Linked DNA regions of Homo sapiens: all the other regions are linked to region 1. Evidence: chromatin loops called from intact Hi-C (ENCODE). Cell type or tissue: dorsolateral prefrontal cortex. All regions are shown on one strand.

Region 1 (8,000 bases):
TCTCCCCGATGGGTACTTTCGTAAGACGGTGATATATTCTCCAGGGAGCTACTGAAGGAGTGGAGCAGTTATTTGATGCTGACATGTTCTCTCATGGGATCCTTTTAATTTCTGGGAACTCCCTCAAGACTTTCCAATGGTAACTCCCTTTTCATGGGCAGGCCTTTAGCATTGGTGGGTCTCCATCGTCCTCCCCAGCATTCCTGCCCTGGCTGGTATAGTCGCTGTATCTGCAGTCTCCTTTCCCTGGCAGACCATGCACTTGAGGGGATCCCTTTAAGAACAACTCCAGGTTGACATCACAACCAGTTCTAGCCCCTGAGATCCAATTACCTTTAACCTGCTATTGGACAAGACAGGTGCAGTCACTTCTCAGGAGCAGCTCTCAGCTCTGTTGTTATCAGCTGTTTTACTTGTTCAATCCTGAGGTAGGGCTCAGTCCACAGGCCCAGGAACACCTGTTATACTCTCAGTGCTCTTGCCAAGCCCCTCTCACCTGACCTAGCACTGGCAGACAGCACCACTACACCCCTCCAGCTGTCAACTAAGAAAGTCTTTTGATAAATCCTCCCCAAATCCCACTCTTCTGGTCCTTTCATATCCCTGCTCTGGGTAAAAGACAGCTGGGGATGGGGCTCATGAGAGCAACGGACCCAAATATTTTCTTTGTAAATTTCATTTTGAGCGTCTGTTATATCCAATATCCATCATATCTTGGTGCCATGGTCAAGAATTCCAATTAAACATCCTTTATACTCATATTGATTCCTATTATAGTCCTCTTAACCACCTATTTGATAGGCCTTAATAGCCACATTTTACAGATAGGAAAACTGAGGCACAGAGAGATTAAATATTTGCCCAAAGCGTGGCCATACAGCTTGTAAATTTGAGACATGATACGAATCCAGAATCTTTTCTCCAGACTGTGCATCATATTGTTTGGATTAGCTGGTTTCATTGTATAGAAGAATCAATCTATCTATTACTTTTCCTTGAGAAAAGGGAGGGTAAAGCCAGTGTGGGGAGGGTGTTGCTGCTGTTCAACTGGAACCAAACATAATATTAAAATCCTTGGGTTTTAGTCAATGGCTACTTAAAAGCTCTCCCTTGTAGATTGTTATATCCTTTTGTGAGCAGAAGGAAAGCAGCTACATTTGTATGTCATTCTGCCAATTTATCTGTTATATTTATATGACACATAAAGTATAATAATTAACATTTGGTGAGCATTCACTAAGTGCCATGCATTATTCTTGCCATGCATTAATCTGTTTTATCCAAATTCTTTCACTCTTTCCTCTTAACAACAGTAAGACAGTTTGTGTTGTTGTTTTCTCATCTTAAAGATAAAGAAGGAGGTCCCAGGAAAAACACTGGGAGAAAACACCAAAGACAGAAGAGCAGCATTCCTCTTTCTGTTCCACAATTTACTGGTACACAGAGTTTGCTAGACCAGTCACATAACTCCTTAGGGCCATATTTTCCTCATCTGTAAAACGGGAAAAATAATAACAGTCTTCTTTGCTTTGCAGGATCCTTGTGAGAGTCAAATGAGACAACAAGTGGGTACGTACTGCCCATATTCAAGCAAATATTATCACTGTGCTATTCCTGAGACGACCATCCCATGAAAGGTTAATCTAAAACTTGCAGCTAAAACTACAAGTTAATCTTTAGCTGAGTGCCACATGACAAGGACCTCAGAAATGCTGTCCAACAGAGAGCAGCTAGTATACACACCAGAGGAGAGACTGTTTCCTAAAAATCACTTAAACAGAAGAAAAGCAACTTTAGAATTAAAAAAGAGAAACTCAAAAATAGTTCTGCATTGCTGAGACAGAGCCAAGTTGGGGAACCTTTGGGAAACTTTTGTTTCTCTTGAGAACTGTTTGAAAATGAGAGCCAGGTTGGGGGAAAAGGATAAGGCCACAAAAGACGAGCAGAGAGAGAAAAAAACACGAATTTGGGGAAAGCTAGCGTAAGAATACAGAAAAGTATTTTTTAAATCCACTCAAAAACTGACCAGAGATTTCAAGATATGATTGAATGTTTGCAAAATGCCCCATCTGCTTCATTCCACAGTCTAGAAGAGAAATAATGGAAACTTTCTTCTCTTTTCCAACAAGACATAACAAAAGCAGAGCTGATGTAATTAATGAAAAAAAGATGGCTATTTGAAATAGTGAAGGCTCTGAATAACAGAATGGAATGGAAATGAAGTCCACATTTAGGGACAATTCATTATTTATCTGCTGTACTTTTTATGCACACCGTGTTCTGCTAATTCTCTCTCCAGGGAGAATACCAAACCAGGTTAGTGAGTGATACAAGCATGAGTAGTTAGAAGCTATGATATAAGCAGCGGGCAGATGGAGTTATTCCTTGAATATCAATTAGCATAGTCCATCCAAGTTGAAGACTCTGACAATTGAATACTTCAACTTAATGGATCTGTTTTCAAATTCCCTTTAATGGCCCTTCTGTGACCATAATATCTACTTTTCCAGACATCCTAAGTAGAAACCATTATGGACAATATATGTAGAATTCTCTAAGGATAGCATATGGAGGGGAGAATGTGAGTTGCCAAATTTAGCAGCTCTAGAGAGAATGTTTTTGAATTAAACCTGAATCTATGGGGATTACAGTTCATTTATGACTGACAAAACATATCTTCCCAATTCTGAAAGATAAATCCCACTGATATACACGTGGATTTCACAGGGTTTCTCAAAAACTATAAGGAAAAAAAAAATCCTTTCCACAAAATGCAGTTCTATAACTATTTTGGAATTATGGTAAGTCACATGTTCTTTTTGCAGTTTTCCTCAGGTTAAATGAGGAATTTTCTAAGTACTGTGCCAACTGTACTTACAACCTGAGTAAGCTCAGATCAGAAGATTCATCCCTTACATATTAGAGTAAGATCTTTGTTTTGAAAGAAGAGAGGAAGACTGAAATGCAGTGGCTATGGGCTTTAGGATTTTAAAAATAAGTAAAATTTCAAAAGTATGAGAGATGGGACTGAAAACATTGTCAAGTTTTTCTTTTGCTGAATAAGATCAGTTTTAATTTTAATTTTTTAAATCAATTTTAATATTACTCTATTTTTCTTTTCATAAAGATGATTGACAGTACAAAAGTTTGAAGTTCAAAGTGCAGGTCTTTAAATTTAATGTACTTAGCTTCATGAAAAATTATCTTCATTTATCATAGTGTTCTAATTTCACTGTGGACCAGTGAAAATATTGTGGCAAACCAGCGCTGGTCTGCAGAACCACAACCGAAAACCTCTAGCCTGATTCACTTTGTTAACATGAGCTAGTTCTCTACCCTAAGCAGCCATTAAAATCTAACTCAAAAGCTTCCAATGTCTAACTAAACAGCAAATACCTGTAATTTAGGACAAAATGATTAAATCTTTCAGTGAATATTTGCATTTGTTGGAAAATGGTGTTTTATTTTGTACCCATTTAATAAATTCTTTGGAATAAAATTTCATTTTTTTCTTACTACATTCAAGGACCCGGCATAGCTAGGATTTTACCAAGCTTTGAGTAGTTCGTATCGTAAATATTAACATGTTTTGAAACGTTAGCAAGACTTCTAATTTACAAGTGGAGATCACTCTTAATTCCAGCTTTCCTTTTTTTCATTCTGAATGAAAAACCTCTTAAGTATCAGATTTTTTTTTTACAGGTTAAACCAAACCATGAACTCCATGAAACTACTAAGATTCCTTGTTTTGTTGGCTTCGTCTTGAGTTAAATGTCTAATAATAAATGGTCATTGAGCAGACACTTAAGAATCCTTTTATTCAGCGATTTTGATATTTTAAAAAGAGATTGGTCTGTTATGAAAAAAGAACTTAGTTTTATTTTTGCTGGTTGAGCAGCTTTCCACTGAAAATGAAAGGCTAAAAATTTAGTTTTTTCCCTCTACTGAACTTGGAAAACCTAGATTTAGGATACTTACATTCAAGTACACTTTGTTCTTTTTCCTATCCTTTTGAAAATTAATATTAATACTCTGACATTTTTAGGAGAAAGAATTAGTTAAGTCTTCCCTCTGGCAAAACTATCAGGCAATCTTCTCCAGCATTCAATTCCTTAAGGGCATGGAAGGAGGTGTCTTTAATTTTTTTACTCCTTACCCTGTTACTCTGAAACTTAATGCGTGCTTAAATTCCATCCATCTGAATTTAGCCTAAGACCTAAAACAGGTAAAACACACATCAAAATAATTTTGCCCATGTTAAATTAATCTGAATCCTGTAAAGTTAGACTAGGGGAAGTGCTGATGGAGAAAATCACTTTTTTTTTTAACTGATATCACTTCTGGAGTATTTGAATGTTTTTACAACAGGTTTGTGTTTCTTTTGATTATAAGTAAAATCCTACCAAACATTGTTTATTTTTATTTTACTGTGAAATGAATACTTACTATGAGATGTACCCTCTTAGATTTTTAAGTACACAATACCATATTGTTAACTATAGGCACTATGATATACCGAAGGTCTCTAGAATTCATTTACTTTGCATAACTGCAACTTCAGGCATTGCTTTTGAAATCTGAAATACGTGTTCTGATGACTCTATAGCAACCATGATTTTATTCTCAAAAAATAAATACAGATGAGGGTAAAAACCAAAACACATTTCTTGAACTAAAGAAATTATTAAATGTAGACCTTCAAACCGCGTTAAAACCAGCAAGAGTTTGTTATTTTTCTTAAACATTTAATTTTCAATGCATTCTGGTTATTTTCTCCTACGCATCTTAGAGAAGAGGTTATTTGCTGAAATTGTCAATGCGGCTTTGGCTACATTATCTGACAACCAGTAGAGGTCGCCACCTACCACATTGTAGCAAGTCAGGGAGAGGAAAAAAAATTATGAATGTTTGGTTAGTAAAAATGCACAGAGGTCAGAAGTTTTCAATATGAAGCTTTCCTCTTGAAAGCTTTGCATAATTGAACCAATATTCAAGTGAGAGGAAAAAAGAATAAATAAAAATAATGGATCCAAGATGTTGGTGTTACAGAACTTCAAAAAACAGAATTTCTTAGAAATTACATAAAAATTCTTCTAGTTGACTTAGTTAATACAAATTATTCTTCATGTCAAAACATTGGAAAGAAACCTCAAAATGTTATCAAATCTGAACATAATAAAATGTATACATTTGTAAAATGGCATTGTGGTCTCTTTCTACTAGTATGTGTTTGGAACCCCTAAGCATCTCAAATTTTTGGTTTTGACCTCACATATTCTGTGACTTTCATTCTGTGTTTTAATTTTTCTTAATTTATTAGTTGTATCTACTGCACAGTGAAAATTAACCTGTCATAGTGTTAAAGTGGCCTGTGGTTATCACAACTGAAAAGAGCACATTGAAGCTTTAGTATATAATTACTGCTACTTGGTTTCCCAAAAGAAGTTTAAAGTTTAACTTATTTTCTTTAAGTCATAATTAAACTGAGAAGAAAAGACTTCTTTTTTATAGTTTGGAGGGAGAATCTATGTATATCTTGACATAAGAAAATATCTTCCCTTTAGAAGAGGGAATAAACGTATGCTTGATAATTTAGAATGTGCAAATGGGTAGTGATAGGTGATTCAAACAACGGAAGGCTTTTCCAATAAACAAAATGTTTTTAAAAATAGAAATGGTTATTTCAGAAGTTCAGATGGTGAGCTTACCATCACTAGAAATGTTTGCATGGATGGATAATTAGTGAGATGTGGTGAGAATCTTGGTAAGAATGTGTTAGGAATTTGAATACTCAGGTTTGAGGGGGAAGCTTTACTAGATTTCTAAGAAAGATCATGTGTAATTTTTAGGGTTTTTTGTTTTAAATTGATAACAGTGTTATTGATAAAATTATGTTGCATTAGGATAATGCTACGTTAACAAATACATCTAAACATTAGAGTGGATTAGCACAACTGTTTATTTCAAACTCATGCACTATTCCTTGCTGTTATTAATGGTTGGTGGATGACTCTCCTTTATACGGAGATTCAGGGACCCTGGTCTTTATCCGTTTTGTGGCTCTGCCATCTCCTAGGCCATTGAAGTACTTTGCCTCCACCCAGCAGAAAGGGAAAGAAACAAAAGAGAATGAACATCTAATTCTTAAACTGGAAATAACACACTTACTTCTGCTTATATTCCATTGCAGAAAGCTAGTTAGATGACCCCGCATGGATTGAGAGAGAAAAGAAAGCACAAATATTGATACTCAGTTGCTTTCTTTACCACTGTCCTCCCTCTGACAACTGAACATTTGTGCACATCCTTTTTCTTACACATGTATTATCTCTACAAAGAAGTCAACTCAGAGTTATATTTAGTAACTTGATCCAACTAAAAGTCCAGAAAATCTGGGTGATACCTATCCCCTCCATCAGGTCTGGGTGTGACACCTTATAATCTAGTGACTATTTCCTAAAGTATATTGCACCAGTGGCCAAAACCTTAATCATTCCTTATATCCACATTCTTTGCCATGTAACTCAGTGTCCACTCCCTATGCATATAGCAGTGTTCCCCCAGCCTTTTACTCTGGTCTCAGCCAGGTGACTTGCTTTGATCAAAGGAATATTAGCAGATAAGATGTAAGCAGAAGCTTGCCCTCTACTTTCAACATAAGAACATGCTTATGTCTAGTCCACAGAAGGATGAAAGACATACAAAGCAAAGCCAGTTGCCTCAGCCAAGGCATCCTCGGTTAGTTGACAGCCAGCCATCCTCCAGATAGATGAGTGATCTAAGCCAAGATGGAGCTGCCTGGCTAAACCCCAGCTGATTCTAGACATGTGAACAATAAATGCTTAATGTTGTATGACACTTAGGGTTTTGCAATTGTTTATTATGCAGGCTTATTGTGGTCATAGATAACTGATACATGTACCAAACAAGACTCTCAACTCTTAGTGAGCAGAAATTTACTTGGTTTCATTTTCTACATAAAATATAATGCTATACTTTCTCATACTGGAATGCAAACTTTGTTGAGTTCATTTTAATACGTAGCAAGGTTAAGCTAGATAAAATGTTGTAAATATTGTGAAACATAAGCATGAATTAATTTTTATATCTTTATAGCACTTTTAACTTTTCAAACCACTTTCAGATGTCCTTTCACTTGATTTTCACAGCAACTTTGATAGAAGGAAAAGTAGATTCCTGTATTCCTAACTACCAAATCTCAGTGACTAAGTTACTACCCCAATTACAACTGGCTAATGACAGAAGAAAATCAAACACACTGGAATCCATCTCTCCTGCCTTCCAGAATGTACTCCCATTGCTGAATAGGCCTTCATTAGAGAAGTAAGGAGACAACAGTTTTTCCATAGCTATTGTATGATAAACATGATCATAACACTCTTACCTCATTACTGGATATTTTCAAGGTTAAGATTTACTCCTTCAGAAGTCTCTGAATTATGCCTATTCTCTCTAATGAAATGCTTTCCCCAATATTTTCTACTAAAGGATCTGCAGAACTGATCAGTAAACACGAATTGGATGTAAAGAAATTCTTACCTGTAGCAGAGTTTCACAACCTCAGCACTATTGATGTTTGGGCTAGATAATTATCTGTTGTGGGAGTCTTGCCTGTTTATATTCAGTAGCAACCCTGACTTGTACCCACTAGATTCCAGTAACATTGCCCCAGTTGTGGCAAACAAAAATGTCTCTGGACGTTGCCAATTATCACCCCCTAGAGTGATATTCATCCCCTCTTCCATTCAGAAACATGGGCAAATTAAATACAACTAGGATTTTGCGTGTCAGATTCTTAGAAGATGAGAGCTGAACATAAGGAATCAGTTTGTGCAAACTTTTCATTTTATAAAATTTTATATTTCTATTTTCACTTTGTAAGGAAGAAAAGTACACCCAAACAGTTATTCAAAGCTACAAAACTGGTTAATACTATGTCTTTTGACACACTATTGAATTATTTCATATTTTATTTATCT
Region 2 (8,000 bases), 230 kb after region 1:
ATTTTTTAAAAAACAAAACAAAACACAAAGAAAAACCCATGGGGTTTTGGGGCTTAGAAACTTTGTGTTATAAGAAGTATAATAGCTATGTTCTGCTAATTTATTTATATAACAAAACTTTTTAAATTAAATATTTGGATTGTAGTAGAGGTACTTGCCTTTAAAAAGTACTTCAGGCCGGGTGTGTTGGCTCATTCCTGTAATCCCAGCACTTTGGTAGGCCGAGGCGGGTGGATCACTTGAGGTCAGGAGTTCGAGACCAGCCTGCCCAACATGGTGAAACCCTGTCTCTACTAAAACGGTACAAAAATTGGCCAGGTGTGGTGCTGGGCATCTGGAGTCCCAGCTACTTAGGGGGCTGAGGTGGGAGAATCGCTTGAACCTGTGAGGCAGAGTTTGCAGTGAGCTGATATTGTGTCACTACCCTCCAGCCTGGGGGACAGAGCAAGACTTCATCTCAAAAAAATAAAAATAAATAAATAAAAGGTACTTCAGCTGAGGCAGTTCATGCAGTAGTGTATCATTTTGGAATGTGGGTAAGCACCCCTGAATTTACATGGCCTGGAAATTTTTTATATTTGATTTTCTCAAAGTGCAGTATAACATACTCATCTCCTTGTGAACAGAAATGTTTGAGGATGGGTTAAATGAACTGTAGAAAGCATCTCAGAAAAAGGTGTTATGCAAGGCATAATTATTTTCCAAGTGCTATCTGAGCAGCTTTCACCAATCAAAGCTTCCTTGAAATAGAGATTACAATCAAAGTTCATCTGTATACTATTGTGTTTGGAGTACATGCCAACATTCCAACTTGAAGTTGCTTTGAGGGAAAAGTTCTTCAAATTCATCAGTGTTGTGGGGAAATGTGATTTAAATTCTGATTACTGGAAGCCTTATTACAGAGGAGGTGGCAAGCAGGTGAGTTGAGCTGTTCAGGATGTCTGTTTCTTATTTGTTCTTTTAAGATATTGCAAAGAAACTGATTGTGGTGTCTATCTGTTGCTAGTTCTTCTCCAGCATCAATTCCCATTTTCTTCTTATAGTCTGGAATTTCCTTTGGGAAACCTCCTATATTCTTTGTCTATGTAGTTCAAGAGGGGCTGCTCACACCCCAACCCATGCTGCAATCAAAAAGGGGTTCATCTGCTGCCCACAGTGACTAACTGATGATTAATTAATCAAAATTGTTCAAATGAAATTCAGTTCCTGGCATTTTTGTTGAAATTATTTAAAAGAAGACTTTACTTTTTCTTCTGGAGTTTTTTTAGCCAATAATAAGCAAGATCACCGGTGTTAGTGGTAGTTCTTTTGCTACCATCACGTTTGAGAGGAAGGCAGAGCTTGGAGCTGGAGATACAGAATCCTGAGGACCTAGTCTGAATACCTGATCAGTTAGGCAAGCCAGTGAACTCTTCTGCTTTGTGTAAACCAGTTTGAGTTGGATTTCTGTCACTTGTAACTGAAATAGACCTGATTGACACACCCTTGTAAGTTTAGTGTCGGAACTGCTTTCACCCCAAGAGCTAACTTTTGTTATATGTATGTCATTGATTTTTGTTGTGGTGGTTGTTGTTAGTATTTTTCTTAAAAAATAAAATAGGGGTTTTTATCATAATAAAAATAGAAATTACTAAATATAAAATGCTGTACTAGGAAAAAAAAACCCTGATATTTGTGCTCAAAGGTGACATCAGATGCCTGTGTCTAGTTTGGGAGTCAGGGTGACAGTACCTCATAAAATAAGTTGAAGGAACATTTCTTCTTTTTGTATTTTGTTAAATAATTTGTAGTTACCTGTTCTTTGAATGTCATAAAATTATCTGTAAAACTATCTAATCATAGGTTGATTATCTCCTTAGTTTTTATTTGGGTATGTTCTACTTTGTTTTTCTAACTTCTTGAGTTGGATACTTAGTATATTTTCTTTATTTACTAAAAAGCTTGTAAAATTATTTTAAAAAATCCTTGTCTCACAATTCTTCTCCTATCAATAATGATTTGAAATTTTTCCATGTATATGAAACACCTCCAAGGACAGATAATGTCCTTGATTAGCAGAGTAGCTGGGTTATTACAGTCTGTCTCAAAGAGTTGAAGGGAAAAGCCTACATATATTCTTTACAAAAAGAGAGGTTAGATGTGCTTGGGAGCAATCATCCTGCCAGTAAAGCTGCGTGAGGGTTTTACCTTACTGATGTGGCCTCCCTGCGTTGGCAGGTATTACTGCTTCCAGATTTGGTCACAGCATGGGACAAAGGAATATACAGACCTCCTTCCTGCCTTTGAATAATTAGCATCAGCAGAGTATCCTGAATAGTGATTAGATATAAACAAAGCAAACAGATAGAGAACCTGGAGAGAGTTAGCTTTTAGGAATGCTTTAGAAATGATCACCAACTCTGTCAAATGTGGAGGCATTTGTGGATTTTGATAGTATTTATTTATTTATTTTGGCCTAGCAGCATTTACTTTTTTTGGAAGACATCCACCCTGTACTGCAAGTGATGGCCCTACTGGCTGTATATACAGATGGGCAACTACGATTCCAAATATCACACAGCTATAGTAGGGTTCACCCAAATGGAGCCCTTTGCCTCCAGGGTCTTTTTCTTCCTGTGAAGAGAATTTGAATCAGTGCTCTAGTGGTAATAATACAAATATTGCTATCTTAGAAGTACTTAAACCTCTATATTTTCTTATTCCAGGTGGTTTTCCTGAAATCAAACTCTGATTTCCAGGGATAAAAAGACAACACGTGAAAAACCCCTGGTATTCTCAGATTTGACATGACTTTCACTGTATACATGGCTTTAACTCTATTTAATAGAATGTTCCTGTGAAGCTGAAAAGTAAGTGGATCCTGTTTTTGACTTAGTGGTAGAGCTTGCAGTTTAAATAATTCCACTGGGAATCTATTAGGAAGCAAATGAGAGCCTCCTCCAGAGATCTTTGAGAGAGGCTTAAGGAAGCATTCCTCTGTTATTTGTTGTGCTATGTTCATCTGGTTCTAAGTCAAGATAAATATTGCTTCATTTGTATAGTTGTTTTCTTTTGCAATTTGCTCATGAGTGAAATCTCTTTAAAACGTTAACATTTGATTAAATATACTTGAATGCTTACAAAGAGTTTTTCATATAATTTATCTTGTTTATCTTTATAGCAACATTAAGGGACTGGTAGATATTTATGTTCCTCTTGGTGAGTTCATTGAAGAGCAATCTGAGGCTTTATATAGGTTAGGAAATACACTTTTTATATTTTGGGAATCCAGCCTGTACAGTGCTTATTATCACCATTTCTGCAGTTATGAGGTTACTCTTGAAGACAAGAAAATATTTATTAATGAATTTTCAAATTGCTCCTTATTTGTATATTTCTCTCTGCTTAATGCTACCAACATTTCCACTCTTTGGCATCAAGTGTTGATAATTCTTTTACTGTCTTCTGTGAATATCTCAAAACCACATGCAAATGCATTGCAAAATGCACAGTCAGATTTTACATCTTGCAAAGGATGCAGGATTCCATGAAGTCAGGGAAAGTGGCTCAGTAAGATCTGCATTAACATATAAACCCCTAGGCAAATTGGTATGGCAGGATTGGATCAGGCAATTATCACCATAGATAATGACAAGAGAAGCCCTTCAAGAGTCTGATTGAAATATCAAAGGATTACGTGAGACTCTTGGGAAATCAAAACCCTTGACTATTTTTGGCAGAAACAGTGTTTTTGTTCAGATTTTACTGTAAGTTGTATGAAGTAAGATTTGTGTGGTCCTGTTATCACTTAAGAAATATAAATTTTACCTTATTTTATATTTATAAAAGAATATGAATAACCTGAATATCTGTATACTTCTCCCAGATATCATATTTCTGTCTCTACTATGAAAATCTGGAATTCTGTGTTTATTCTCCAGTTTTTTAAAAAGTAGTTTTACCCTGTATGTGTATATTCCTTTATTTAGATATGCATGGTTTTGAGCTTTATAAAAATGTTATTGATCTCTATGAAGCCTCCTGTCATTTGCTTTTTAAAACTCAATATAATGTTTTAAAAAGTTATCTTTGTTGTAGTATGTAGCTCTGTTTTATTCATTTGTACTGCTGTATAACATTCTACAATATGACTCACAATATCAAAAAATGGTGTGGATTCATGGAGTTTCTTATGTATTGCTGGTATGAGGATAAGTTGGTATAAAACTTTGAAGAACAACTTGGCATTCACTTCTAAAGCCATTTCTGCAGTTCCATTCCTAGGCATAGATCCTGTATCTAGAGTTATCAATCTGAATTATAAATTTTGTAAAATTATTCACAAAAGCACTTATTTTGTAAGTGTAGTGTAGAATGTTAGATGTATGACCTATAATTAATTCCATTAATCCTCAAATAAAACTGTGGAATCATTTTCCTTTCAAACAGCAGTTTAAATTCAAACTGTATTACCATTAGCATAAGAATAGCTTTTAACAATAATTAAAATCCTAATGGTATCATGAAATAATTTTAGTTTAGTTATCCTTTTGATGTAAATATTTATCCAGTGGGAGAACCTGATTTGTTAAACATTTTATATGAATTTGATTTGAGAAATGCACAGCACCATATAAATATATCACTGTAGGAGGCAGTGTAGCCATAAGGAAAACATACCGGATTGAGTGTCAAGAACTGGTGTCTGTATGGTGCTGTACTGCACAAGCTTCATATGACCTTAATTTCCGAGCATCAGTTTCATCATTGGTTAAAAAAAAAGAGATGACAGTATCAGACTTGCCTCACGGCTGTCTGCCAATTAAGTGAATTAGAAAATTATTTTCAATTATATAGTGCTGGGCAAGGTGAATGATTGCTATTACTGTTGTCATCACTGTTGTTTGAAGCACTGTGCTTTGGGAAGCAAATCTGGTTCACATCTTTTGAACATTTAAATGAAGAGAATGTGTCTCAGTGCTCTAGTGTGTATTAAAACAGCCTTTTAACAAGAATGTTTTGAACCCTGCCCAATACCTGCACATGCTTTTGTTAATACTTCATTACATAAAATGACCAAGAAGCTGTCATAAGAATTTAAAGGAACATTTACCCTCATCTTTAAAATGTATCTTAAAAGAGAGATAAGATTCTAATTACAAATTTTGAACAGTTTATTTTCTCTCTATGAAAAATTTCCAAGAATGATACAAAAGCACTTTTATGTGAAGAGGATACACTGGAACATTGAGGTCTTGATCTCATTTTAGTAACTCTCTGATGTGATTAATTCATAAGCACTGAGTTGTAGCTCATTCCTTCTGGCAAAATTCCAGCACTTGATTGTTACCTTATAAACTTTTAATAAGAGTAATTTTAAAAACTGCACTTGACTCTTGCTTTATGAAAAGCTGGAAATGTAAAAAGTTAAAAATGCTTGACAATTTTTCTGAGCTCTAGTCAGAAACAGTGGCTATGCCCTTTTATAGATGACAGCCCAAAGGCGAGTTTGTAAAACGATAAATAAATTGTAAAGATCTATCGAGTGGCAACTTGGATGGTTTAATGCCTATGGGTTAGAAACCCAGGAGTTAATGTTTAAAGTGATTTGGATAAATGTGAACATGTTTAAATCTTTAGTATTATTCCTTTAAGCCAAATGTGAACGATAGTTATTTTGACAAAGTTTGGGTTACCTCGATAGCCTGATTTTTACAGAAGTACCGTGTATCTCAAATTGTTAACTGATGAATGGGTGGTGCTGCTGGATTATTTCCTGTGTTTTGTGTTTTTCTTAGTTTTAATTTCTTTGTTATTCAAGTTATACTATCACCTCGTCCAAAGTTGGGTCTCAGGATTAGATTAATAAACTAACCAAGTAAATTTGGGAAGTATGACTAACTTACATAAAGAAAATAATTGGGGTTATTTTTTTGTATTATTATTTTAAAATATGTAATCAGCACTTTTGAGAAGCTCTCATTTTGTTGAATCTCTAGGCAGACCTTTGTGGTTAAGCATCATCCTGGAAATTTTTTCTGACAGTCATTTGACCAGGTCTTTCTGTTTATACTCAGTGTCAAAACAACAACAACAAAAATGCGTATGTATCCTCAGGTTTTTATTCAATGAATTATATTTTCTTAGTTTTAGGAGAATATTAAATTGTCTACTAAAATTATGCTTATTTGGCTTGCACTGTGCCCAGGGTTTTTTTTTTTTTTTTTTTTTTCTCGAAAGCTGTCAGTGGCAGATTTGTAGTTAGAAGCTAAGCATTTCTCCAGAGAAAGAGACATTTTAGCTTGAGAATGCAGTAAAGCAGGGGTCCCTAACCCCCAGGTCATGGACCAGTATGGGTCCATGGCCTGTTAGAAACTGGGCCACACAGCAGGAGGTGAATGGCAGGTGAGCCAGCGAAACTTCATCTGTATTTACAGCCACTCACCATTGCTGGTATTGCCCCCTGAGCTCCACTTCCTGTGAGATCAGTGGTGGCATTAGATTCTCATAGGGTGCAAACCCTGCTGTGAACTGCGCATGTGAGGGATCTAGGTTTCATACTTGTTATGAAAATCTAATGCCTGATCATCTGTCATTGTCTCCCCTCACCCCCAGATGGAACCATCTAGTTGCAGGAAAACAAGCTCAGGACTCAGGACTCCCACTGATTATACATTATGGTGAATTGTATAATTATTTTATTATATATTATAATGTAATAATAATAAAGTACACAATATATGTAATGCACTTGAATCATCCTGAAACCATCCCGTGCTCCCAAGCTTGTGGAAAAATTGTCTCCCATGAAACTGGTCCCTTGTACCAAAAAGGTTGGGGACTGCTGCAGTAGAGAAAACAGTAAGGAGTGTGGGGTTTAGTCTCAGATTTCAGTTTTTATTCTTGCTACTCAGGAGCAGTGTGATCTTGATCAAGTTTGTTAGCTTCTGAGTCTGCATTTTCTCACTCTGAAACAACAAAGTACCTTTTTCATTGGACTAAATGTTAAAGGAGATATGGATATAACATGCGTTATTACCATTCAGCCTGGTATGTTATGATGTTTACTAATGGTTTGTTCTTAAGAGACTTGTGGCTGGTCAGATAAGAGAAACTGCAGAGCAATGAGGGTGGGGATGAGTACAGTGTCAGTTGGGATGGAGATGGCTCATCAGGGAGACTCATACAATTCACACCCGTGGCCATCCAGTCCTCACAGATTCAAGCGAGTATTCGCTTAAATTCCTGTCCCACATGTGGTGGGATTCTCTATGGCCTTACCATCTATAGGGGTGCACACAAAACTCACATTTCTCTTAGCCACTGCCTACTACAAGTTTTTGCTGAGGTCTTGATCACTCTTACACTTTGTATCTCCTCCTTATGGTGTCTCTTTTCCACCCCGGAACCCTGCTTGGCAGAAGTGACCTCTTTATTTCCAGGAGTCCCATTAATGCTAGTGCTGTGTACCCAGATTTCATGAAGGTTTTCTGTCAGTGAAGGGTTTGCAGTGCAACCCAGCAACAACTTTAAACAGACCCTTAGAAATCTCATCTTCTTACAGCCGCTTAGCTATTGCTACTCTGGAAAATATTCATTGACTGTTTCTCTTTCTCTCTTTCTTTCTTTCTCTCTCTTTCTTTCTTTCTTTTTCTTTTTCTTTCTCTTTCCTTTCTTCCTTCCTTCTTTCTTTCCTTTCCTTTCCCTTTCCTTTTTTTTTTTTTTTTTTTGGCCAAGTCACGCTCTGTTGCCCAGGCTGGGGTGCAGTGGTGCGATCTCAGCTCACTGCAACCTCCGCCTCCTGGGTTCAAGTGATTCTCCTGCCTCAGCCTCCTGAGTAACTGGAATTACAGGCACATGCCACCAAGCAAGGCTAATTTTTGTATTTTTTTAGTAGAGATGGGGTTTCACCATGTTAGCCAGGCTGGTCTCAAACTCCTGAACTCGTGATCCACCCACCTCGGCCTCCCAAAGTGCTGGGATTACAGGTGTGAGCCACCACGCGTGGCCGACTGTTTCCT
Region 3 (8,000 bases), 100 kb after region 1:
GAAATAATAAGTTAATGTTTATTTCTTTTTGCCACATGAAGAGAAAAATATGGAGAATAATGCCTGCTTTAATATTAATAATGGGTTTTTTTCTGCAGTGGGTTTTTTTTTTTTTTTTTTTTTGAGATGGAGTCTCGCTCTGTAGCCTGGGCTGAAGTGCAGTGGCGTGATCTTGGCTCACTGCAAGCTCCGCCTCCCGGGTTCACGCCATTCTCCTGCCTCAGCCTCCCCAGTTGCTGGGACTACAGGCGTCCGCCACCACGCCCAGCTAATTTTTTTTCTATGTTTAGTAGAGACGGGGTTTCACAGTGTTAGCCAAGATGGTCTTGATCACCCGACTTCGTGATCCACCAGCCTCGGCCTCCCAAAGTGCTGGGATTACAGGCGTGAGCCACCGCGCCCGGCCTGTAGTGGGATTTTTTAAAACTTTCTTGTATTTTTCTGTTTTGCTTTAATTTTTCAAAAATGACAAGCAAGCATAATTTTTTACCAAGAAATAAAGTCATCGAAAAACAAAAATAATAAATGCAATATTGATAACATGATGGGGTAGGGAAGATAAAGGATGAAGATATAAAAAGGGAATCAGCAGTAGATTTTAAATCAGAATTAAGCTGTATTTATTTCTGAATATAATTGCAACAGGAAGCTTTTTAATATTGCTGTAAGTTCTTCCCAATATTTTTATATCATGTCAGTTTACCTAATACTAAAGTACTTTGAAAAGTTACATACACTGAAACAATTTACCAAAGTGTTAGATAATCACACACACAATGTTGCTATGGATTTGAAGATTTTAAAGTTTGACAAAATAGAAATCATTTCTTTTGTTTATAAATCAAATTTTGCCTGTGTTTGGAGAAGGCTCAGGTTGATAACTAGGCATATTCTACCCGTTGTACCTACTAGTGTTGATTATATTGCACAGCAATAATTTACAGGACCTTATTTATCTCCTACATTTTATGGAACGAGTTTAACAGAAGTAGATATTGGGATTATGTAGAACCTGTAAAAGTTTTCCTTAGACATATCTCAGGTGATCAAAGTGTTAGGATCGTTATGATCATGTGTGATAACTGGTAGTGAAAGGGGCTTTGAGGCCATGATCATGGTTTCAGTAGCATTCTTGTGCCCTGGATTTCCAGAATCTTCGCAGATTGGTGTAGTCTCAATCCACTAGGATCTATGTTCAGTATAACGTCTTCTGAGTAGCTCTACATTTGCCAAGCCATACATCGCCATTGGCAAATAAAATCCTTTGGTCTTAGATGGGAGTAAGAAGTGAAAATATCTCCTCAGTGCTATAGTACAGAACTCCAGAGATAGTCATGTAAACAAGCCATCATCCAAACTTTTCTTTCCCCTTTCTTCACAGATATAATTATCAATGTAACCTTTCCCCTCTCTATAGAATGTCAAGGGCCATTTATAAATCAGATTCCCTCATGATGAAAACTTCTGTTCAAAACAACAAGAAACCAAAAAAAAAAAAAAACAAACTTGTTCAAAATAACAGTTGATACATGGACATTCCTACTACAAATAAAGAATGTAAGTCATTCTTCATCTTCATTGTTATAGAATTTTTAGCTGCTCATTAAAAACAGGCCAAGTTAGAAATTAAAGAAGACAAAACTAAATCTCACTAATTGAAATGGATAGCCCAGGGCAAGCATCCATGGTTAGAAACAGTTCACCTAAAAGCAGGATTTGTTAGTGTCTCACTGTAGCCGCATTCGCCAGGCTACAGCATTTATGGAACAGCTTCCTATCCTTACAAAAGTTAGAGCCAAAATGTGCCTGGTGAGAGGGAATAGCAATAGCTCCAAGAAGTAGCATTCCAGAGCTCCGGAGTGTGTTTGAGATTTCAATTAAAAGTCCCTACACACAAGTGGATTTCTTCCAAGCACTGCCCTCTGGGCCCTTGTGCTATCCCAAACCAAGATAATGACCAGCCATCTATAGGGCTTTGTTTTCCGGGTGTGTTGTGAGACAATGGCATAATGAATGGCAAACTCAGCTGGTGCCAGAGCTCTGTCACACAAGCCTGGCATTTGGGAATCTGGTGTATTTACTCAGAGCAGCTGTGAAAGTTTGGAAAGACGTTCCAGTTTGAAGATCCATTAACCTCTGTGAAGGGCCACATTTTAGCAGCAACATTTAAGGGATAAATAGGTGTTGAATCCTGTGGAGCCCAAGCCCAGATTCTGCTGGAAAGGAGTTGTGCTAAATAATATTCAAGGTCTCACAGATTCATGTGCTTCAAAGCTCACATTTTGAGAGGTGTTGGTAGTTATTGTGATAATGTTGTTAGAATGATTTTCTAATGCAGCACTTTGTTCTGTTAAATATTTGGAGGAGACATTTTAAAAATGCCCTTCACTTAGTAGGTGCCTGATTTTTATATAAATGAGTGATTAGTTTTATAGTTATTGTGAACTATGATACAAAGACTATGCCCCATTAATTTATATAACAAATACTTATTGGGCACATATTATGCCAAGCAGCACATTGCAAGTCACTACAGATTGGGCAGTAAACAAAACAAAATCCCTGTTATCATATTGTTGCACATAAACTGAAGTGTACTTCTATATTAGTTACAAGCCATGGGTATGTGAAAAATAGAAACTAGGACTTTTAAAATATTACCTAAACCCTTCAATTATTCAGACCCAGCCTATTCTAGCTTTTTCTTCTGGTATTCCAGTCAAACTAGACATTTCAATATAAAAAGTAAATTTCTCCTCTTTTCACTACTGAAATTTTGCGCCTGCTCTTTCTTATTTCCAGAATATCATTATCCTCATCTTTAAATTTTCAAGATTTAGTCATCCATCAAGGCCTTATTGAAAACTGCCTGCTCTGTGTTTACCATCCCAATACCTGAAGCTAAAATGTTGTCATCTTCCTCTGAGCCATTATAGCAACTTGTTTGGACCCATTCTAGGTAAGTTCTACTTATTTGTATATGTCTTTTTACCATTTTCTTCTTCCTATCCTCTCAAACACTTCCAAAACCTCACATGTACATAATCATTGAGACCCAATAGGGGTTGTCTCATTCTTTTCATAGGTATATCAAAATCTTTATGTATTAATCTGAATCCTATGCTGTCTAATCATTATATAAAACTTTAATTATATTAAAATTTTGTGTTATGGTTTGAGCAGGATTTGGGACCCTATATGACCCATTATTTACTATTGTCAGTCAAGATCAATCAAGAAGGCAAAGCCCACATCAGATAGTTTAATAATGGATGTACAAAGAGAAGATCTATAAGAGATAGTGAGGCAGCCTGAATATAGCAATGGCAGGAGGCCCAAGGGAGGAGGTAAGGTTGACAGAGCCCAAAGCCAATGCCTCCTTGTAAGAGGCTGTCCACCAGGAGTTAGGACCACAGAGGGAGTAGCTATCTGATGAAAGTTGGAAATACAGAGACTATGTGGTTATCGCCAGAGTTGCTACCTGAAGTGGAAAGGAAGGAAGGGAAAAAAACCTAGCTTCTTCCTTCGTCCCACACTTCAATCTAGCCAGTTCCTCACATTGGTAGAAAGGAACCAGAAGAAAAAGGCAAGGAAGTGGAGAGTTGGCATGGTACAGTTACCTGCAATACAGAGCAAAACATAGGAAGAATGGATAATGGAAGTTGGAGCAGTTAAATCATCAACACAGTCTGCTTAATCTATAATTGTCTGAAGTGGTTCCTAATTGACAGTGAAGAAGCAAGCTGGCTTCACTTAACCTCACAGAAAACCAAAAACAAACACAGTTCTAAGATTGTCACCAGCAATATCCCAGAACTCAAATATGAGGAGGAGGCAGTTCCAGGGCCACAGAGAAGTGAACAAACTTGAAGGCGATGATAAGAGAAACAGATCTCCACATCCCTGATGCCAATCTGCCTGGCACCAAGCACGTGGAAAACTGTCCTCTGACTCACAATTTCTACACTGGGAAAAGTAAGATCAAGGCGAACAACTAGCTTCTGCACCATCTTGGTTTCCCTGGCAGGAGACCTGTTTCTACCTCCACTCATGAGCGCATCAGGAATGCCTGAAGGGAGAAATATCTCTGAGAGCAAGAGACAAAGCGGGGTGGTGGGAGTATTATTCCCGGCCTGAAAACTCTGCTCTGTCACTTGGCCAAAGGAGATGCCAAATCAGAGTGGCTGTTCAGCAGCACCGCACTGTAGGTGGTTTGTTACACTGGTCCCCACGGCACGAACCCCTAGCCAGCCTTTTCATACTACTGGGATGTTCTCCTTGGTATCTTCTCCATTCCAGACAGGCTGCGATTGTTTACTAGAACTGGGCAAACCTGGACTTAAGGAGCCATCTAGTGATCAAAAGGAGGCAGTAACCTAGTGGAAAAAGGAGAAAAAGAAAAATAATCAACGGGTAAATTAAAAGCAAACATATCAAATAAAAATCAATACAAGCCAGACAGAGAAGACTGGAATAAATAATCCTTCAGTGCAAAGATATAGATATACATCCACAAGAAACAACAAGCAGAGAACCATGACTCCCCAAATGGACAAAGCAAGAAACAATCCTCTGAATCTGAGACAGCAGTATGTGAACTCTCTAAGAATTCAAAATAGCAGTGTTTTTTGTTTTTGTTTTTGTTTTGTTTTTATTATACTTTAAAGTCTTGGGTACATGTGCAGAATGTGCACTTTTGTTACAGGGGTATGCACATGCAATGGTGGTTTGCTGCACCCATCAACCCGTCACCTACATTAGGTATTTCTCCTAATGCTATCCCTCCCCTAGCCTTGCACGCCACAGCAGGCCCCGGTGTGTGATGTTCCCCTTTTGTCTCCATGTGTTCTCATTTTTCACAGCCCACTTATGAGTGAGAACATGCAGTATTTGGTTTTCTGTTCCTCTGTTAGTTTGTTGAGAATGATGGTTTCCAGCTTCATCCATGTCCCTGCAAAGGACATGAACTCATTCTTTTTTATGGCTCCATAGTATTCTATGGTGTACATGCACCACATTTTCTTTATCCAGTCTGTCATTGATGGATATTTGGACGGGTTCCAAGTCTTTGCTACTGTGAATAGTGCCACTATAAACATATGTGTGCCTGTGTCTTTATAGTAGAATGATTTATAATATTTTGGGTATATACCCAGTAATGGGATTGCTCTGTCAAATGGTATTTCTAGTTCTAGATGCTTGAGGAATCGCCACACTGTATTCTGCAATGGTTGAACTAATTTAGACTCCCACCAACAGTGTAAAAGCATTCCCATTTCTCCACATCCTCTCCAGCATCTGTTGTTTCCTGATGTTTTAATGATCGCCATTCTAACTGGTGTGAGATGGTATCTCATTGTGGGTTTTTTTTTGTGTGTACAGATGATTATTTTATTTTATTTTATTTCCTTTTTTTAATTTTATTATTGTTATACTTTAAGTTTTAGGGTACATATGCACAACGTGTAGGATTGTTACATATGTATACATGTGCCATGTTGGTGTCCTGCACCCATTAACTCATCATTTAACATTAGGTATATCTCCTAATGCTATCCCTCCCCCCTCCCCCCACCCCACAACAGTCCCTGGCGTGTGATGTTCCCCTTCCTGTGTCCAAGTGTTCTCATTGTTCAATTCCCACCTATGAGTGAGAATATGCGGTGTTTGGTTTTTTTGTCCTTGCAATAGCTTACTGAGAATGATGGTTTCCAGCCTCATCCATGTCCCTATAAAGGACATGAACTCATCCTTTTTTATAGCTGCATAGCATTCCATGGTATATATGTGCCACATTTTCTGAATCCAGTCTACCATTGTTGGACATTTGGGTTGGTTCCAAGTCTTTGCTATTGTGAATAGTGCCACAATAAACATACGTGTGCATGTGTCTTTATAGCAGCATGATTTATAATCCTTTGGCTTATAAATAATAATAAGCCAAAGGATTATATAATAGGATGGCTGGGTCAAATGGTATTCCCAGTTCTAGATCCCTGAGGAATCGCCACACTGACTTCCACAAGGGTTGAACTAGTTTACAGTCCTACCAACAGTGTAAAAGTGATCCTATTTCTCCACATCCTCTTCAGCACCTGTTGTTTCCTGACTTTTTAATGATCGCCATTCTAACTGGTGTGAGATGGTATCTCACTGTGGTTTTGATTTGCATTTCTCTGATGGCCAGTGATGATCAGCATTTTTTCATGTGTCTTTTGGCTGCATAAATGTCTCCTTTTGCGAAGTGTCTGTTCATATCCTTCACCCACTTTTTGATGGGGTTGTTTGTTTTTTTCTTGTAAATTTGTTTGAGTTCATTGTAGATTCTGGATATTAGCCCTTTGTCAGATGAGTAGGTTGCAAAAATTTTCTCCCATTCTGTAGGTTGCCTGTTCACTCTGATGGTAGTTTCTTTTGCTGTGCAGAAGCTCTTTAGTTTAATTAGATCCCATTTGTCAACTTTGGCTTTTGTTGCCATTGCTTTTGGTGTTTTAGACATGAAGTCCTTGCCCATGCCTATGTCCTGAATGGTATTACCTAGGTTTTCTTCTAGGGTTTTTATGGTTTTAGGTCTAACATGTAAGTCTTTAATCCATCTTGAATTAATTTTTGTATAAGGTGTAAGGAAGGGATCCAGTTTCAGCTTTCTGCATATGGCTAGCCAGTTTTCCCAGCACCATTTGTTAAATAGGGAATCCTTTCCCCATTTCTTGTTTTTGTCAGGTTTGTCAAAGATCAGATAGTTGTAGATATGCGGCATTATTTCTGAGGGCTCTGTTCTGTTCCATTGGTCTATATCTCTGTTTTGGTACCAGTACCATGCTGTTTTGGTTACTGTAGCCTTGTAGTATGGTTTGAAGTCAGGTAGCGTGATGCCTCCAGCTTTGTTCTTTTGGCTTAGGATTGACTTGGCAATGAGGGCTCTTTTTTGGTTCCATATGAACTTTAAAGTAGTTTTTTTCCAATTCTGTGAAGAAAGTCATTGGTAGCTTGATGGGGATGGCATTGAATGTATAAATTACCTTGGGCAGTGTGGCCATTTTCATGATATTGATTCTTCCTACCCATGAGCATGGAATGTTCTTCCATTTGTTTGTATCCTCTTTTATTTCATTGAGCAGTGGTTTCTAGTTCTCCTTGAAGAGGTCCTTCACATCCTTTGTAAGTTGGATTCCTAGGTATTTTATTCTCTTTGAAGCAATTGTGAATGGGAGGTCACTCATGATTTGGCTCTCTGTTTGTCTGTTATTGGTGTATAAGAATGCTTGTGATTTTTGCACATTGATTTTGTATCCTGAGACTTTGCTTAAGTTGCTTATCAGCTTAAGGAGATTTTGGGCTGAGATTATGGGGTTTTCTAGATATACAATCATGTCATCTGCAAACAGGGACAATTTGACTTCCTCTTTTCCTAACTGAATGCCCTTTATTTGCTTCTCCTGCCTGATTGCCCTGGCCAGAACTTCCAACACCATGTTGAATAGGAGTGGTGAGAGAGGGCATCCGTGTCTTGTGCCAGTTTTCAAAAGGAATGCTTCCAGTTTTTGTCCATTCAGTATGATATTGGCTGTGGGTTTGTCATAGATAGCTCTTATTATTTTGAGATACGTCCCATCAATACCTAATTTATTGAGAGTTTTTAGCATGAAGAGTTGTTGAATTTTGTTAAAGGCCTTTTCTGCATCTATTGAGATAATCATGTGTTTTTTGTCTTTGGTTCTGTTTATATGCTGGATTACGTTTACTGATTTTCATATGTTGAACCAGCCTTGCCTCCCAGGGATGAAGCCCACTTGATCAAGGTGGATAAGCTTTTTGATGTGCCAGTATTAAGCTTTTATCGGTTTGCCAGTATTTTATTGAGGATTTTTGCATCAGTGTTCATCAAGGATATTGGTCTAAAATTCTCTTTTTTTGTTCTGTCTCTGCCAGGCTTTGGTATTAGGATGATGCTGGCCTCATAAAATGAGTTAGGGAGGATTCCCTCTTTTTCTATTGTT

Evidence for each region. A loop is a pair of places that touch in the nucleus more often than their neighbours do. Peaks named below come from ENCODE experiments on the same cell type or tissue, not always from the same donor. Only the 100,000 strongest peaks of a DNase experiment are listed, where the experiment ranks them.
Region 2: a loop joins it to region 1, with 7 times the contacts of the local background. A loop is called at or near these places in 2 of 110 quality-filtered maps.
Region 3: a loop joins it to region 1, with 8 times the contacts of the local background. A loop is called at or near these places in 25 of 110 quality-filtered maps.

What each region holds. Positions count from the first base shown.
Region 1 is chr12:82,522,523-82,530,522 of GRCh38, forward strand. No RefSeq gene overlaps it. Among named protein-coding and RNA genes, the nearest start is that of TMTC2, 160 kb to the right of the region's middle. In dorsolateral prefrontal cortex, CTCF peaks have their summits at 4,842 (motif pointing right) and 5,042; DNase peaks (open chromatin) are centred at 4,849 and 6,750; H3K4me3 peaks cover 1,858 bases; H3K27ac peaks cover 5,736 bases.
Region 2 is chr12:82,754,278-82,762,277 of GRCh38, forward strand. All of the region lies in intron 1 of TMTC2 (transmembrane O-mannosyltransferase targeting cadherins 2), which reads left to right. Among named protein-coding and RNA genes, the nearest start is that of TMTC2, 71 kb to the left of the region's middle. RefSeq lists an enhancer at 2,005-2,549. In dorsolateral prefrontal cortex, no CTCF peak of the experiment used is centred here; no DNase peak of the experiment used is centred here; H3K27ac peaks cover 7,009 bases.
Region 3 is chr12:82,623,711-82,631,710 of GRCh38, forward strand. It overlaps LOC107984487 (a long non-coding RNA gene), which reads left to right. Exons shown (of 3, transcript XR_001749145.1): 3 at 2,803-2,947. Among named protein-coding and RNA genes, the nearest start is that of TMTC2, 59 kb to the right of the region's middle. In dorsolateral prefrontal cortex, CTCF peaks have their summits at 2,000, 2,209 and 4,376 (motif pointing left); DNase peaks (open chromatin) are centred at 1,991 and 4,243; H3K4me3 peaks cover 454 bases; H3K27ac peaks cover 3,629 bases.